Linked DNA regions of Homo sapiens: region 2 is linked to region 1. A link is an interaction called in ENCODE POLR2A ChIA-PET data of the cell type or tissue named here. Cell type or tissue: Caco-2. All regions are shown on one strand. Each heading gives the region's core, and the rest is flanking DNA. Links, peaks and the distances in the headings are about the cores only.

What was found. Peaks named below come from ENCODE experiments on the same cell type or tissue, not always from the same donor. Only the 100,000 strongest peaks of a DNase experiment are listed, where the experiment ranks them.
Region 2: POLR2A ChIA-PET joins it to region 1 with 9 read pairs; 3 of 35 experiments call an interaction of 5 or more read pairs at or near these places.

What each region holds. Positions count from the first base shown.
Region 1 is chr1:39,624,918-39,633,374 of GRCh38, forward strand. HEYL (hes related family bHLH transcription factor with YRPW motif like) reads right to left here. Exons shown (of 5, transcript NM_014571.4): 2 at 7,732-7,798; 3 at 6,579-6,662; 4 at 5,310-5,391; 5 at 1-2,263. The coding sequence ends at 1,590. Among named protein-coding and RNA genes, the nearest start is that of HEYL, 10 kb to the right of the region's middle. In Caco-2, for the core only: no CTCF peak of the experiment used is centred there; no DNase peak of the experiment used is centred there.
Region 2 is chr1:39,707,410-39,713,637 of GRCh38, forward strand. No RefSeq gene overlaps it. Among named protein-coding and RNA genes, the nearest start is that of HPCAL4, 19 kb to the left of the region's middle. RefSeq lists enhancers at 3,093-3,850, 4,470-5,165. In Caco-2, for the core only: no CTCF peak of the experiment used is centred there; a DNase peak (open chromatin) is centred at 4,132.

The DNA.
Region 1 (8,457 bases), core at 2,653-5,152:
TTTCCCCAAGGTTTCTGCAAACTCACTTTTCAGTCTGTGGAGTCTCCTCAATGCAGCCTCTGGGGAGGGTGGTTCCATCAAAGGGAGGAGGTGGGAGAATCTTCCCAGGGGTGACAACTGAAGTATCTAACCAGTGTGGAATGAGCACCAGTGAACTGCTGGCTCTGGGACTCCACAGCCTTGGATCGGCCAGGCAGTAACCAGATCGTAGGAGTCCTGGGGGAAGTGCCAGGCGGTGGGGGGCACCTGGAGTCACTTGGGGGAGTAGATATTTACCAACGAGTACAGAAGGGTTTCTGCATTTTATCAACTGGTGTGGCAACACTGGTCCCACTGGGTGTCAGTCCAGGCTCCGCTGTTCTGCTGGGAACGACTGCTGGACCATTTGTTTCCTCTGTTAGAAAAAGTGGCCTAGGGTGGAGCCGGGGAATGAAATGGCTTCTGAGCAGAGCCAGCTCTGTGGAGTCCTGGTGAACAGGATCTCAGGCGCTCGACCCACTGCATGACCTTGAAGGGCCAAGGTGCCTCGAATCATCCTTTCTCTTGCCCCTCCTTGCAGTTATTTTTGTCCAGCCTGACAGTCCTTGGCTGTTCCAGCAGTCTGGGCTCTGTGAGCCGGATGCAAACCAGGCAGCACAGACGTCTGGTGCTGAATCCCAAGAGGTTCCTCTCTGCGCACCATCACATGGGGCCACGGCCCCTCTGCACTGTGCACCCAATGGGGAGGGACCACACGCCTGGAGGATGGCGACTGTAAGACGTGGGGGCTGGGCTCTCCATTGCTCAACCCTGGCTCCTGTCTGGGAGAGCTGTCCAAGGCCTGGTGTGAGGACACCCTGTCACAGAGTTTTGCTGCTGCCTAGAAACCTCCCAGCTGGGTTTACCAGGCCAGCTGTGTGCAGGGACCTGTTAGTCAGTGAGAGGGTGGGTGTCTGCTGCTGGGAGGAGGGTGGGAGCAGGCTCTGCTGGGCCCCCAGTCTCCAGGCCTTGGCTGTGGTGGAGAAAGGGTCTGTCCTGTGGTTCAGTGTGATGGTGTGGCCCAAGGACAGGTGGGAAGGGGCAGACAGGGTTCCCAGGAGACCTCTTTGTAGCCCCTGCTCAGTTACTATCTCCAGGAAGCGAGGCAGACACTATGTTCCAGCCTCTTGGCGTGGGAAGGCTGCAGCCAGTCAGTCATTGCTCCTGACTGGGGTCTGACCGCCCCAAGGAACAGCCTGCCTTGGGTCCTGGTGCCCTGCAGGTTAAAGCTTTTTCCCAGACCCAAGGTTCATGCCTGCTGCTGGTGTGCAGAGGGCAGGAGAGGGGTCTGGGCGGATCTCTGAGGGTCTCTCCCAGGACTCATCTGTTCAGGTGAGAAATGGAACCAAGCCTCTGAGACCAGAACAGCTCCAGGAGAGCTGGGTGGATAAGCTGGGATAACAGTGAGAAGGAGAGATGGGTTGGAGGAGGAGGGGGCCTCTGATGGCTGGAGAACGTGCCTTCACATATGAGCCAGTCCATGAAGCAAAGCAGAAAAGGCAGTGCCCTTTTTTGGGCTCCTGGTAAAAGAACCTTCCTTATTCCTTGGGGCGGGGTGGTGAAGGGGCAGCTCAGAAAGCCCCGATTTCAGTGATTTCAGAGACCCAGGAGTGGTAGAGCATGGCTCCCGCTGGCCTCCCAGCTGGCCCTGGGGAGGATGAGTTGGGGGTGGGAACAGCCACGTAAGCAGCCGACCCTGTAGGACCAGGGGGTGTTGGGGAGGAAGACTGCAGGAGGGGAGCGATGTGGCTGCTCCTGGCAGCCCTGCTGCTGGGGGCGACAGGCACAGGGGTCGCTGGCCTCTCTAGGGGGCGGGCCCTCCGGGTGGAAGATGCCCCTCGACTGGGCAGCACATTCCTCCGGGCTGGCAGGATGATGCCTGTGGCTCTGCGAAGGGGAGCGGTTCGGAGGGCTGGGATGGGGTAAGCAGGAGAGGAGACACCGGGGAGGACAGGGCTGGGCACTCTTCCCAGGATGGCGAGCTGGTTGCTCAGGGCTGGCAGCCCTGGACAGCTATGGAAGAAAGACCAGGGCCAGGCAGGGAAGGCCAAAGGGCCAGTGGGCGTGGGCGAAGGCTCCATCTCGGCTGCGTAGCTGTTGAGGTGGGAGAGAAGGCGAATCCGGACGGGGTCTGCACGGCTGCTGGGCCCTTCAAGGACCCCCAGGTACCTGATGACCTCAGTGAGGCACTCCCGAAAACCAATGCTCCGGAAGTCAACTGCCAGGGCTCGGGCATCAAAGAATCCTGCAAAGGGAGGCGTGATGAAGGTCATGCCAGGTGTGGGGAGAAGCATGGAGCCTGGGTCTGACTGTCTGAGTTCTGGACCTGCCTCCTCCACTCACTCCCTGGGCAGCCGTGGCCATGTCATCCTGCCTCTCTGAGCCTGTCTCCCCATCTGCAAAGTGAGAACAAAAATCCCTTCCTGGGGTGGAGGATGATGGGTTATAATGATCAATGAATTCACTAAACTATGAAGCATTATAAAATGTAAAATATTGCTTTCATCACAATTCATGATTAATGCAAAGAAAAAACTTTGTGGCCAAGATAACTTCATTGAAGTAGATACTTGACAGATATGAAAGGTTATGCACTTGGAGGTGTAGAACAACTCTGCCTGCTGAGAGGGGCAGATGCCCAGGAAGGGAGGTGGCGGCAGCAGCCATCAGAGTGAGGAGGCCCCTTGGAGAAGGCAGCGTAGTGTAGCAGTGAAGTGTGAGGTCGTCGGAAGCCAGGAGAGCTGGGTTCAAATCCTGGCTCTGCTACTTAACTAGCTGCCTGATTGTGGACAAGTCTCTTTATCTCTCTGTGCCTCAATTTCCTTAGCTGTAAAATGGGGATATAGCAGTGCCTACCGTATAGAGTTATGAGGGTGAAATTAAAATAGTGCACAGAAAATGCTGAATAAATGAAAAGTTAGCTATCACTTATATTACTGGCTTGGCCTTGTTGGCATCTGAGTTTGTCCCTTGGCTCAAAAGGCAATCTGGAAAGCAAGACCCCACTGTGATCCTCAGCTGCTGTTATCGGCCAGGGACCCTCTCTTTGATGGATAACCAGGTGAACTTCCTGTACAAATATTCACATCCTCACTGCCTCTCCATACCTGTTCCTCTCTTGACCACCTTCTGGGCAAAGACACAACAACCCCAGCCAGCACTGGTCTCATGACGATGGCAGCAAATATCTAGTCCTTGGTTCATGGCCCCCACAGAGGAACAGCTCAGCTGGAGACTATGTTTGGAGTCAGGTCAACTTGTGGGTGAGAACCAAATCTGCTATACACTTAGCCATGTAAGTTCAAGCAAATCCCTTCACCTTTCTGCGTTTGCTGTTCTTTTTTTCTTTTTTTATTTTTTTTGAGATGGAGTCTCGCTCTGTCCCCCAGGCTGGAGTGCAGTGGCACGATCTTGGCTCACTGAAATCTCCGCCTCCCAGGTTCAAGAGATTCTCCTGCCTTAGCCTCCAAAGTAGCTGGGATTACAGGCAACAGCCATCACAGCGACTAATTTTTGTATTTTTAGTAGAGACAGGGTTTCACCATGTTGGCCAGGTTGGTCTCGAACTCCTGACCTCAGGTGATCCGCCCACCTCGGCCTCCCAAAGTGTTGGGATTACAGGTGTGAGCCACTGCGCCTGGCCTTTGCTGTTCTTTTCTTTTTCTTTTTCTTTTATTTTTGAGACGGAGTCTCGCTCTGTCGCCCAGGCTAGAGTGCAGTGGTGCGATCTCGACTCACTGAAAGCTCCGCCTTCTGGGTTCATGCCATTCTCCTGCCTCAGCCTCCCGAGTAGCTGGGACTACAGGCGCCCACCACCACACCCGGCTGATTTCTTTTTTTGTATTTTTAGTAGAGATGGGGTTTCACCGTGTTAGCCAGGATGGTCTCGATCTCCTGACCTTGTGATCCGCCTGTTTCGGCCTCCTAAAGTGCTGGGACTACAGGCGTGAGCCACCGCGCCCGGCCCGCTGTTTTTTTCTAACATTTGCTGAATTCTTACTAAGCATTTCATCAAGTTATCTAATTTAATCCTCATAAAACCCTCTAATTATTCCCATTTTAGAGATGAGGAAACTGAGGAGGGGAGAGGTTAAATCATTTGTCTAAGGTCATACGGCTAGTAACCAGTAGAGCCCGATTCAAATCTAAAGCCTATACCGTGAACCACAGTTCTGTCTTCCCATTAGTTCACAGTCAGAAAATGGTGGTAACACTAACCCCCATCTTGCAGGTTCTTGTGAGAATCAAATGAAACAACACAAGTGAAAGCATTTTAAAACTGTCAAATGATATCCACATATTAGTCACTACTTTTCTTTTCACTGGATAACCATAAATGTAATTTGAATCTCCCCCATTGGTTCATTAGAGATGGAAGTCTCCACTCTTAGCAATGCATTTTTTTTGGCAGAAGTTCCCAAATGGACCACCTGCACCAGGATAATTGGGTGGCTTGTTAAACTTGCAAACTCCTAAACTTCAATCTAGACCTACTGCCTCAGAATCTCTGGGGGATGACTCCTGATTCTGCCTGCCCCAAGGTGACAATGGTATACACTGAGGCTTCAGAAGCACCAGAATGGGCCACTTAAAATGCTACTGTCCTCTTCTGTAGCAGTAAGTTAGGTCTCTGGAACTTAGGTCTTTGTGGCCAAGGCCTGTGGAGCTTTCAAGGTTTCCCAATTTTGAAATCACCAAATACACAGAGAAACTTTGAGTAGACAGAATTTCTATTTGTCTGGAAGTGTCTTTAAAGCCACTGTTCCCTTACTTTATTGTAACTGATGGGCTTAAAATAACAAAATGAGTTAATTTGTGTCCTGCTACAATCCTGAGACCTGTGGTGAGCATGATATGTCACCCCAGTTCTGCCAAGGACCCCACAGTAGCCCAGAAGGCTAGACCAGTGGGTAGGATACCAGGCTCCTCCCTGGGTTAAGGGGGGTCAGATTGGGATCCCAGTGAGAATTAGCTCATTCAGGTGAATTCTTAATGAGGTCCTGGGTTGGACAAGAGTGGGACCCATAGGAACAGTCTGTTACAGAAGAAAGCGCCTCCCAGGTCTAAGACTGGAGGGAGCTGAACTGAGGAAAAGGTTGCGACAAATGGAGACACTGAAAGTGGAGAGGGAGATGCTGAAAGGAGAGAGAGAAGCTTTGCAAATGTTCCCTCCATTGACTGAGCTCCTCAGAGTGGGCAGCGTGTGGACTTTGCTCACCAGCATATCCCCAGGGCCCAGCCTCAAAATATTTGTTGTATGAATGACGCCTGAAAGAGAAGAGCATGGGTACCTGTCCCACCAGTGGCATGGAGCATTTTCAAGTGATCCACCGTCATCTGCAAGACCTCGGCTTTCTCCAGCTTGGAAGAGCCCTGCGGGTACAGAAGACAGAAGGGTGGAGCCTGCAGCTGACCATGTAGCTGTGCGGTGTCATCAGCACTCACTGTCTCGATTTTCTCACCTTCCTCCCACTCCACTGCTGCCTGCAAATGGGCTTCTGCTTTGGCCAAGTTCTCCAAATCTAGAACATTCTTTTCAGTTCTCCTCTCAGACCATCTGTCCACTGTACAGCTGCCGATCATCTTTCCTGAAACCACTCCTCCCTTGACTTGCACGACACCACTGTTTCTGGGCTCTCCTTTCACCATGCCTCTTGATCTGCCGTCTCTTAACACAGTACTGTCCCTTCTGTGTCACTTCGCATTCTGCTGCTCCCTGCAGAGAGGCTTGTCACCTCCATGGCTTTAGCCACCATCCTCAGAATGCCTCTTAAACCAGCTCTTCAGGGAATCCAACTTCAGACTCAATGTGCCCAAGATCTAGCTCATCATCTTATCCCCAGACCACTTGTTCTTCCTCTTTTCTCTCTTGGGAAATGCTTCCTAAGCTTTCCAGGTGAAGCCTGAAGATCAGAGGCTCCATGGGAGTCCCTTGAGGGCAGATACTAGGTCTAGTTCATGGCTGGTCCTGTGATGGTTTTAGTGAACATCTGTGGGATGACTGACTTGTTCTCACCAGCATAAAGGAAGGCAGAGGACCCGTGACCTATGCCTTGGTGCATAGGGTGAGAATTTCTGAGGCTGAGTCCACTGTCTGATTCCCCGCTGTAGTTCCCCCACCTAACATGCTCAATGGTAGAGTGCTCACTCCCTGAGCAGCCTTTTCCACTTTCAAGTCACTCTAGAAATGTCTGTAGTGCAGAGGGATGAGGGCTTGAGAATCACACAGTCCTGTGCCCTGCTATTTACTAGCTGCGTGATCTGGTGTAAGTTACTTCACCTCTCTGTGCTTCAGTTTCTTTACCTGTGCCATGGGCATAATAATCCCTAACCTTTGGGATCATTTTGAGGAGTCAATTCAATGGGATGATAGACATAAAGACACCTGAGACACCTAAGTATAAATTTCCATTCCTTTTACCCTGGCCAGTGACAGATATTGGTAAATGATCACAGCATCTCAGGCAGCTGCTACCAATCAACAAGAGATGCCATGAGAAACGAACCTTATCTGCCACCCACACAGTATTTCCTCTAGCACAATCAGCAATGTCACATACCTGTTTCTCAAAGGCAGTGGGGACCAAGCGTCGCAATTCAGAAAGGCTACTGTTGATGCGGTCTCGACGCCGTTTCTCTATGATCTAAACAATCATGACAAGAAGTTACTCACAGGTGTGTCATCACAGTTTCCAAAGTGCCTTGATGGTCATCAACTCATATTTACCCACACAGTATTTTTGTGAGGGAGATCAATCTAGTCTTACTTTATGGTGGAGAAAACCAAGGCCCAGAGAAGGACAGTGATTTGCTTAAGGTCACACAGCAAGAAAGCGCAGAGCTGGGAGTACAACTCAGATCTCTTGTCTCGGTCTATAGGGGTGATATTCAAGATGTTTAACCACTGGTACAGCAGGGCACAGCCAATCACAATGAGGACACCAGCCACGGTGCTGGAGCAGGCCCTGGAGGCCCGTGCTGGGCCAGGAGGGTGACCCCGTCATCTGTGAGGTCATGAGATGGTTTGGGGAGTCCCACGTGTTGCTCTCTCTAGCTGCAGGGCCCTTCCACCCACACACTCTCATTCTTCCCTCCAATACTGGTAGCAGAACACCGGGAGCAGGACAGATATGACCCCATTTTACAGATAAGGAAAATGAGGGCTGGAAGGAAGTGGTTTGCCTAAGGGCTTACAGTCAGTGAGTGTCAGGCTGCTCTCTGCCAGACCCCAGGTGTCTGGACTCCCAGTGCAGAAACACAGCTGCATCCTGGGAGGAAAGTGGGGCTGAACATGATGGACAGATGACAGCGGCAAGTGGGGATCCTTCTTCTGTCCCCTCCCCCACCCCGGCACACTGAGGGGGATGAAAGTTCTGGACTCAGAGAGGAGACAGAAGATAGGAACAACAATCATAATGGCCTATTGTGTGTCTGCTATTGTTTAGAGCATTACATTAATGCACTTAATCTGTAAAGCAGCCCTTTGAGGTGGGCCCTCTCATTATTCCAGTTACACAAAGGAGCAAATCAGGCTCAGAGAGGTTAACAGGCTTGCCTGGAATCACCCTGATAGCTAGTGACAGAGCCGGGATTTGAACCCAAGCAGTTAGCTTCATGGTGAAATTTCTGCCTAGGGTTCTCCCCGCCGCCAGACTGCAGGGGATTCATGGCAACCCTTTGTTGGTCAACTCAGAGGCTGAGACGGACACTCACCCCTCTGTGTTTCTTCCTGGCTTGCATCTGCGAAGAGCTGGGGGTGGACAGCGGCCTGGCCATCTGGCTGGAAAGGAAAAGAAAAGCTGATTTTTCAGGGCTGGGGGACAGTCTCCCCGGCCTGGGCCGACCTCGGGCCAGGAGGAGCCACAGGCTGGGCCTAGAAGGAGCAGCTTGCTCTCCCCTTCTTCCTGGGGGCTCATTTCAACCCGGGTCAAGTCCTCTCATGCACTCTGGGCCCACTTTGGGCTCTTGGTCCGGACCTGCTCGGCCTCGCCCTTCGCCCCTCGCTCCTCGCTCCTCGCCCCTCGCGGCGGCCGTCGGGGAACCGCGTACCGCGGCGCGGTGGCTCCGGCTCCTGCAACCCGATCCCCGGGGGCGGGGCGGGCGAGGGCACTGGCCGGCGGCGGCGGGGCTGGGCCGGGCGGGTTGGGTTTCAGAGGGAGCCGCTGGGAACGAGCGTGGAAAGAGCAGATGCCGCTGCTTCCCACGGGCCGGGCGCGCCGGCCGCCCGCCCTCCGCCCCGCCTGCAGCTGCCGCCTCCTCCCACGCGGTGCGGCCGGGGGCGAAGGGGAGGCGGCATCTGGGTCACAGGCCCCTCTCGGATGCTCTGGGACACTGCCCTGGCCTCCCAGAAGGCCCCGTCCCTCCAACCTCGGCCTCTCCTCCCACTCCGGGCCTTCCCTCTGCGCCCCGGTTGAATGATGGATGTTTGCTCACACCCCA
Region 2 (6,228 bases), core at 3,029-5,528, 83 kb after region 1:
CTAACTAAATTATGCAATTCTGCCTGCGTTCTGCCGCCCACAGACACAGGCATTGTGCTAAACAGGGCTGCTAAATAGGTATGGACGGTGGAGATTGGGACAGTTGATAAAATATTAATAGTAACATGTTAGTTGGCAAATGGTAAATACTAACTGCAATAAATAGCAAAGTTAATTATTTATAAATCTAAGATATAACATAAACTCATTAGGACACATTCATGAACATTGATAAATGGGCCTCCTAAAATAGAAACTTCTCAGAAGCATTAGCTGCACTATCTGCCACTTCGTCCACGTCACGGCAAACAGCACACGCTACATTGCTCATTTTTTATGGGGCACTCTGTGCTTTAGAGAAATAATGAGTTTATCTTTATCCTCAAATTGCTCACTTATTAGTGCTTCTAAATAACTTAGCCTTGACTTTGGTTTTATTGTTGGTGCATTATATTAAGTTGGTGCAAAACTAATAGCCATTATGTTTAATGGCAAAAACCGCATTACTTTTGCTCCAAATAATATTTATAGTAAGTGTGCGGGGTTTTGTTTCCTTAAAAGATCCAGAACTTACAGGAAAATTGTAAAAAGAACACCCAGGATGAAGAGACAACTGTGTTTAGGTAAGTGTTCCTTTTAAATATCATAAATAAAAATATTTTGGCTGGGCGTAGTAGTTCACCCCTGTCATCACAGCACTTCAGGAGGATCCCTTGAGGCCAGAATGTTCAAGACCAGCCTGGGCAACATAGGGAGACCCCCGTCTCTACAAAAAAAAATATATAGAAAAATTCTCTGGGCACGGTGGTGCACACCTGTGGTCATAGCTACTCAGAAGGCTGAGGCAGGAGGATTGCTTGAGTCCAGGAGGTCAAGGCTGCAGTGAGCTATGATTGCAGCACTGCACTCCAGCCTGGGTAACAGAATGAGACCCTATCTCTACCAAAAAAATAAAAATAAAAATAAATAAAAATCTGAATCTGGGGGACAAATTTTTAAGAATATATTAATAAGGAAAATCAATACTATGTAAAACTCACAACAGCCTGGAAATGACTTTGATGCTATAGATAATTCATTGAAAATAAACCAAATAACTTGTCTTTCTAGAAGGAAAACAGACTTAGTATTTCAACAAAAATTATGAGTAGATGATAAGTGCTAGTGAAGTAAATGTGGGATGAAAAGGTGCCCAAATGTGATTAAAAGTTGAAAGTTGCTCAACTTGTGTGGCACTTAAACCATTCAGAATGGCAATTACATTCTGTTAAAGCTCATGATTTGTATCAGTCAGGATTAAATCAGACAAGCAGAAACACGGAAAAGGGAATTTATTATAGAGATTAGTCCTTACACAGTTGTGGGGATTTGTTTAGGACATAGGTGGATTATCTTTGCTCCCCCATGCCCAGGGCCTCGGCTGGGAAAATTTGACAGCTGAGGGCTAAAATCATCTGGGGACATTGTCACACACATCATCAGGTGTTTGACACTGGCTGTTGATGTTGACACCGGTGCTGTTGAGGTATGGAATGTAACTGAGATCTGACCAATGGAATGTGAATGAAAGTGATGTGTGTCTCTTCCAGGCCTGGCCCATACAAACCTCTCATGCATCATGCTTTCTCCCCTCCATTTATCAGCTGAGTGAAGAGGACTTCAACAATAGATAGGAAGGCAAAATCCTAAGGTGGAAGAAGTCTGGGTCTCTGAATGACTGTGTAGACTAAAGCCCTCACCAACCTGCCTCAGGTTGTGACATGAATGAGAAACAACTTTCTATGAAGTTAAGCCATTTACCTTTTTGGAGTTGTTTGTTATAGCAGCTAATGCTGATTACCCTAATAACCATTTATCAAGGGAATCAACATTACCTGGTTATTTACTGAAGTTACACGTCACCAGAGATTTTCACCTGGTGTGTGATCTGGAGCTGCAAACATCCATGGTGATTCTCACCATGACAACTGTTACATAAGCCCTTTTTATGATCGCCATAGCAGGGGTTGGCCCTGTAACTCCTATTACCTAAAATGTGTGATACGGTTTGGCTGTGTCCCCACCCAAATCTTGTCTAGAACTGTAGTTCCCATAACTCCCATGTGCTGTGGGAGGGACTCAATGGGAGGTAATTGAATCATGGGGGCGGTTACCTCCAAGCTGTTCTTCTGACAGTGAGTGAGTCTCACCAGATCTGATAGTTTTATAAGGGGCTTTCCCCCCCACCCCGCTCTGCACTTCTCCTTGCTGCCTCCATGTGAAGAAGGACGTGTTTGCTTCCCCTTCCACCATGATTGTAAGTTTCCTGAGGCTTCCCCAGCCCTGTGGAACTGTGAGTCGATTAAACCTCCCAGCAGCTCCAGGACCACCACTGGCTCCCCACCCCACCTCACCTCTGGCCCCATTTCATCATCCTCGCCTCATCCTTCCCTCCCTTCTGCGACCCTGGCCTGTATTAGAGCACTCTTGAGAAAAAGAACCAATGGGATGCATTAGAGAGAGAGAGATTTATTTTATATTTATTTATTTATTTATTTGAGACGGAGTCTTGCTCTATAGCCCAGGCTGGAGTACAGTGGTGTGATCTTGGCTCACTGCAACCTCCGCCTCCTGGGTTCAAGCAATTCTCCTGCTTCAGCCTCCCGAGTAGCTGGGATTACAGGTGCGTGCCACCACGCCTGGCTAATTTTTGTATTTTTTAGTAGAGTCGGGGTTTCACCGTATTGGCCAGGCTGGTCCTGAACTCCTGACCTTGTGATCCACCTGCCTCAGCCTCCCAAAGTGCTGGGATTACAGGTGTGAGCCAGTGCACCCAGCTGAGAGATTTATTTTAAGGAATTGGCTTGTGTGATATGGGGACAGGCAAGTCTGAAATCCATAGGGCAGGTTGGCAGCCTGGAAATTCAGGAAGAGTTGATGCTGCATTCTCAAGTGAGAAGGCTGGAAACTCGAACAGAATTTTGATGTTGCAGTCTGGAGACAGAAATCCTTCTTCCTTGGCATACCTCAGTCTTTATTTATTTATTTTGGAGACAGGGTCTCACTCTGCCGCCCAGGCTGGAGTGCAGTAGCGTCATCACAGCTCACTGCAGCCTCAACCTCCTGTATTCAAGCAATCCTCTCATCTCAGCCTCTCCAGTAGCTGGGACTATAGGCACGAGCCACCACGCCTGGCTAATTTTTGTATTTTTAGTAGAGACAGGGTTTCCTCACATAGCCCAGGATGGTCTTGAAGTTCTGAGCTCAAGCGATCCACCTGCCTCAGCCTCCCAAAGTGCTGGGATTACAGGCGTGAGCCACTGCTCCCAGCCCCTCAGTATTTATTTTTAATTGGCTAGTTCAAATAATTTAAACAGGCTCCAAAGCTGTCCTTAGGTGTCTGGTACCCTGGGGTGATTAGGGCAGGCGGATAGTGACCTGACCTCAGCTTGGGAGAGACCAGTTGAGTAGATGGTTGTGTTTATGGGCTTTGAATGGGTTACTTCGCATAAGAAAAGCGTGCTCTAGGATGTTGTTTGCAATCTCTAGGAATTAGCTAGCAAGGGAGAGACAGTCCATGCACGGTAAGGCCCCAAGTTCAACTGATGGGCCCAACCACTTTATAGAGGGGAGTCTGCTTTACTAAAAGTTTATGAGTTTCAATGCTGATCACAGGCCAGACACAGCAGCTCATACCTGTAATCCCAGCTCAAGATGGGAGGATCACTTGAGCCCGAGACTTTGAGGTTACAGTGAGCCATGATTGTGCCACTGCACTCCAGCCTGGGCAACAGATCAAGACCTTCTCTTAAAAAAAAATGTGGATCACATGCAAAAAATTACCTTCATAGCAACAGCTAGACTGCTATACTGTTGTTTGTCCAAACAACTGGGCACCACAGCCTGGCCAAATTAACACAAAATTAACATCACATGGCCCCTTTGCCATTCCTTGAAGGCAGGCGTTGTCCTGTCTCAGAGAGTGATTCCCAAATATCTGCGGAGCTGGCTCCCTCTCCTCCTTTGGAATTTGCTGGATATTGCCTTAGTGCAGTCGCTTCTGATAGGCCCCTTTTGCATGGCAAGCCCTCCTCCAGCCCCAGCACTCCCAGTCCCCCTCCGCTGGGCTTCTTTGTGTGTTGTCTCAGCTGAGTCATGCCTCAAAGGTGCAGTTTTCTACTCTGGTATGTTCTAGTCATGAACGCCTGGACTATAACCCATTTAACAGTCAGGACGTTATCTAACTTGCACACTGTGCTGGCGATTAAGCTGTCATCTCTCTGCTCCAAACCCTCCTTTCTATGACCTGCTTTGTGAAGCTGGGCTGGGACTCTGAAAACCACATTTCTGCTTTGCTGGCTGTTAGGCTTTGTCAATAGGGGACGCTCCAGGGTGTTTTAATGGAACCCGGATTTGCATTTGTTTTAATCAGGTATTGTAAGACAAGCAGACTTGGAAGGGAATGTCATGAAGGAAGAGGTTTACTCACAGTTCCCTAGAAATGGGAGACATGAGATACCATGGATGTGGGGGTAGGGGCACAGAGAAGCCCCGGGGTCGGTCAGGAGGCAGAAGGAACAAGGGGAAAATGTAGGCAAGAGTTTTTATTGTGATTTTCATTGGAAAGAACAGCCAAGGTAGGGTAAGTAGGCCTAGAACTGGCTTGTTCGAATAACTTCAACAGGCTCCTAAGAAGCTGTCCTTAGGTGTCTGGTACCGGGGCCTGGGGTCATTAGGGCAGGCGGATAGTGACCTCAGCTTAGGAGAGGCTTGGTTAGCATAGATAGTTGTGGTTATGGGCTCTGGATGGGTTACTTTGCATAAGAAAGGCGTGCTCTAGGTTAAGTTGTTTACTATCTTTAGGAATTAGCTAGCGAGGGAGAGACAGTCCCTGCAGGATCAGTAAGGCCCCAAGTTGTCAAAACATCGAATAAAAGAAAATAAAAAGACATGATTAATACACAGGGAGAGAGGGCATGCAATGATGGGGATGGAAGAAGAAACTTACTTCTTCTGTTGGTTCCCTGTGAATTTCCTGTGGCTGTCTGATGGCCTGTATTTTCAGCGAGCATCACTCCAGCAAAGCTTCTATTCTACTCCCTGGCAGCAGCAGCACCTTCCTGGAGCAGCAGCTGAGACCAGTTGCTCTGCAATTCTCTCCAGAACTGACTCTGCAATTTCCCACCACTTGCAGAGTCAGCCCCAATATGGTCTTCTCAGAGACACCAGCACCAGCCAGACAGTGCCCTGTCCCCAAGAGGCCTGGGTCTCAGCCCCATGGAACCCTCTTCCAGGTTCAAAGGCACCAGCATCATCCAAGCAGCAGCCACCCATCCTCAGAGATGAGTTTCAGCTCTGGAGTCCCCTTCTTCTAAACTTACAAATTTTAATAATTCAAACCTCTTCTCCCAGTTCCCTCAGTCTTAGGAGTGGTAGCTACTCATCCATAATATGTTGGTGTGTTGTTATTTGAGAGACAGGGCCTTGCTTTGTTGACAAGGCTGGAGTGCAGTGGCATGAAGACAGCTCAATGCAGCCTCAATATCCTGGGTCAAGCAATCCTCATGCCACAGCACCCTGAGTAGCTGGGACTACAGGCATGCGCCACCACGCCCAGCATTTTTTTTTTTTTTTTTTTTTTTAGAGAGAGGGTCTCACTATGTCGTGCAGGCTGGTCTCAAATTCGGTGGTTTTCCTTTTTCTTTTTTCTTTTTTTTTCTCTTTTAGTGACTTCATTCACAACTTTATATCTAGTTAGCAATTATTTATATTCAATTCTCTTTGTTCACATGGTGGTATTCTGTCTCATTGGACCATAGCTGCTTGAGAAATTGGTCTCAGGAGTGGTCCCAAGAAATAACTCCTCAAAAATGTGTTTTTGTGTGTGTGGTTTTTTTTGTTATTGTTTTTGTTTGTTTGTTTGTTTGAGATGGAGTCTCGCTCTCTCGCCCAGGCTGGAGTACAATGGTGTGATCTCAGCTCACTGCAACCTCCACCTCTCGGGTTCAAGCGATTCTCCTGCCTCAGCCTCCTGAGTAGCTGGGATTACAGGCATGCGCCACCATGCCTGGCTAATTTTGTATTTTTAGTAGAGACGGGGTTTCTCCATGTTGGCCAGGCTGGTCTCAAACTCCCGACCTCAGGCGATCCTCCCACCTCGGCCTCCCAAAGTGCTGGGATTACAGGCGTGAGCCACGGCACCCTGCCATTGTGAGCCACGGCACCCTGCCGTGATATTACTTTAATGTG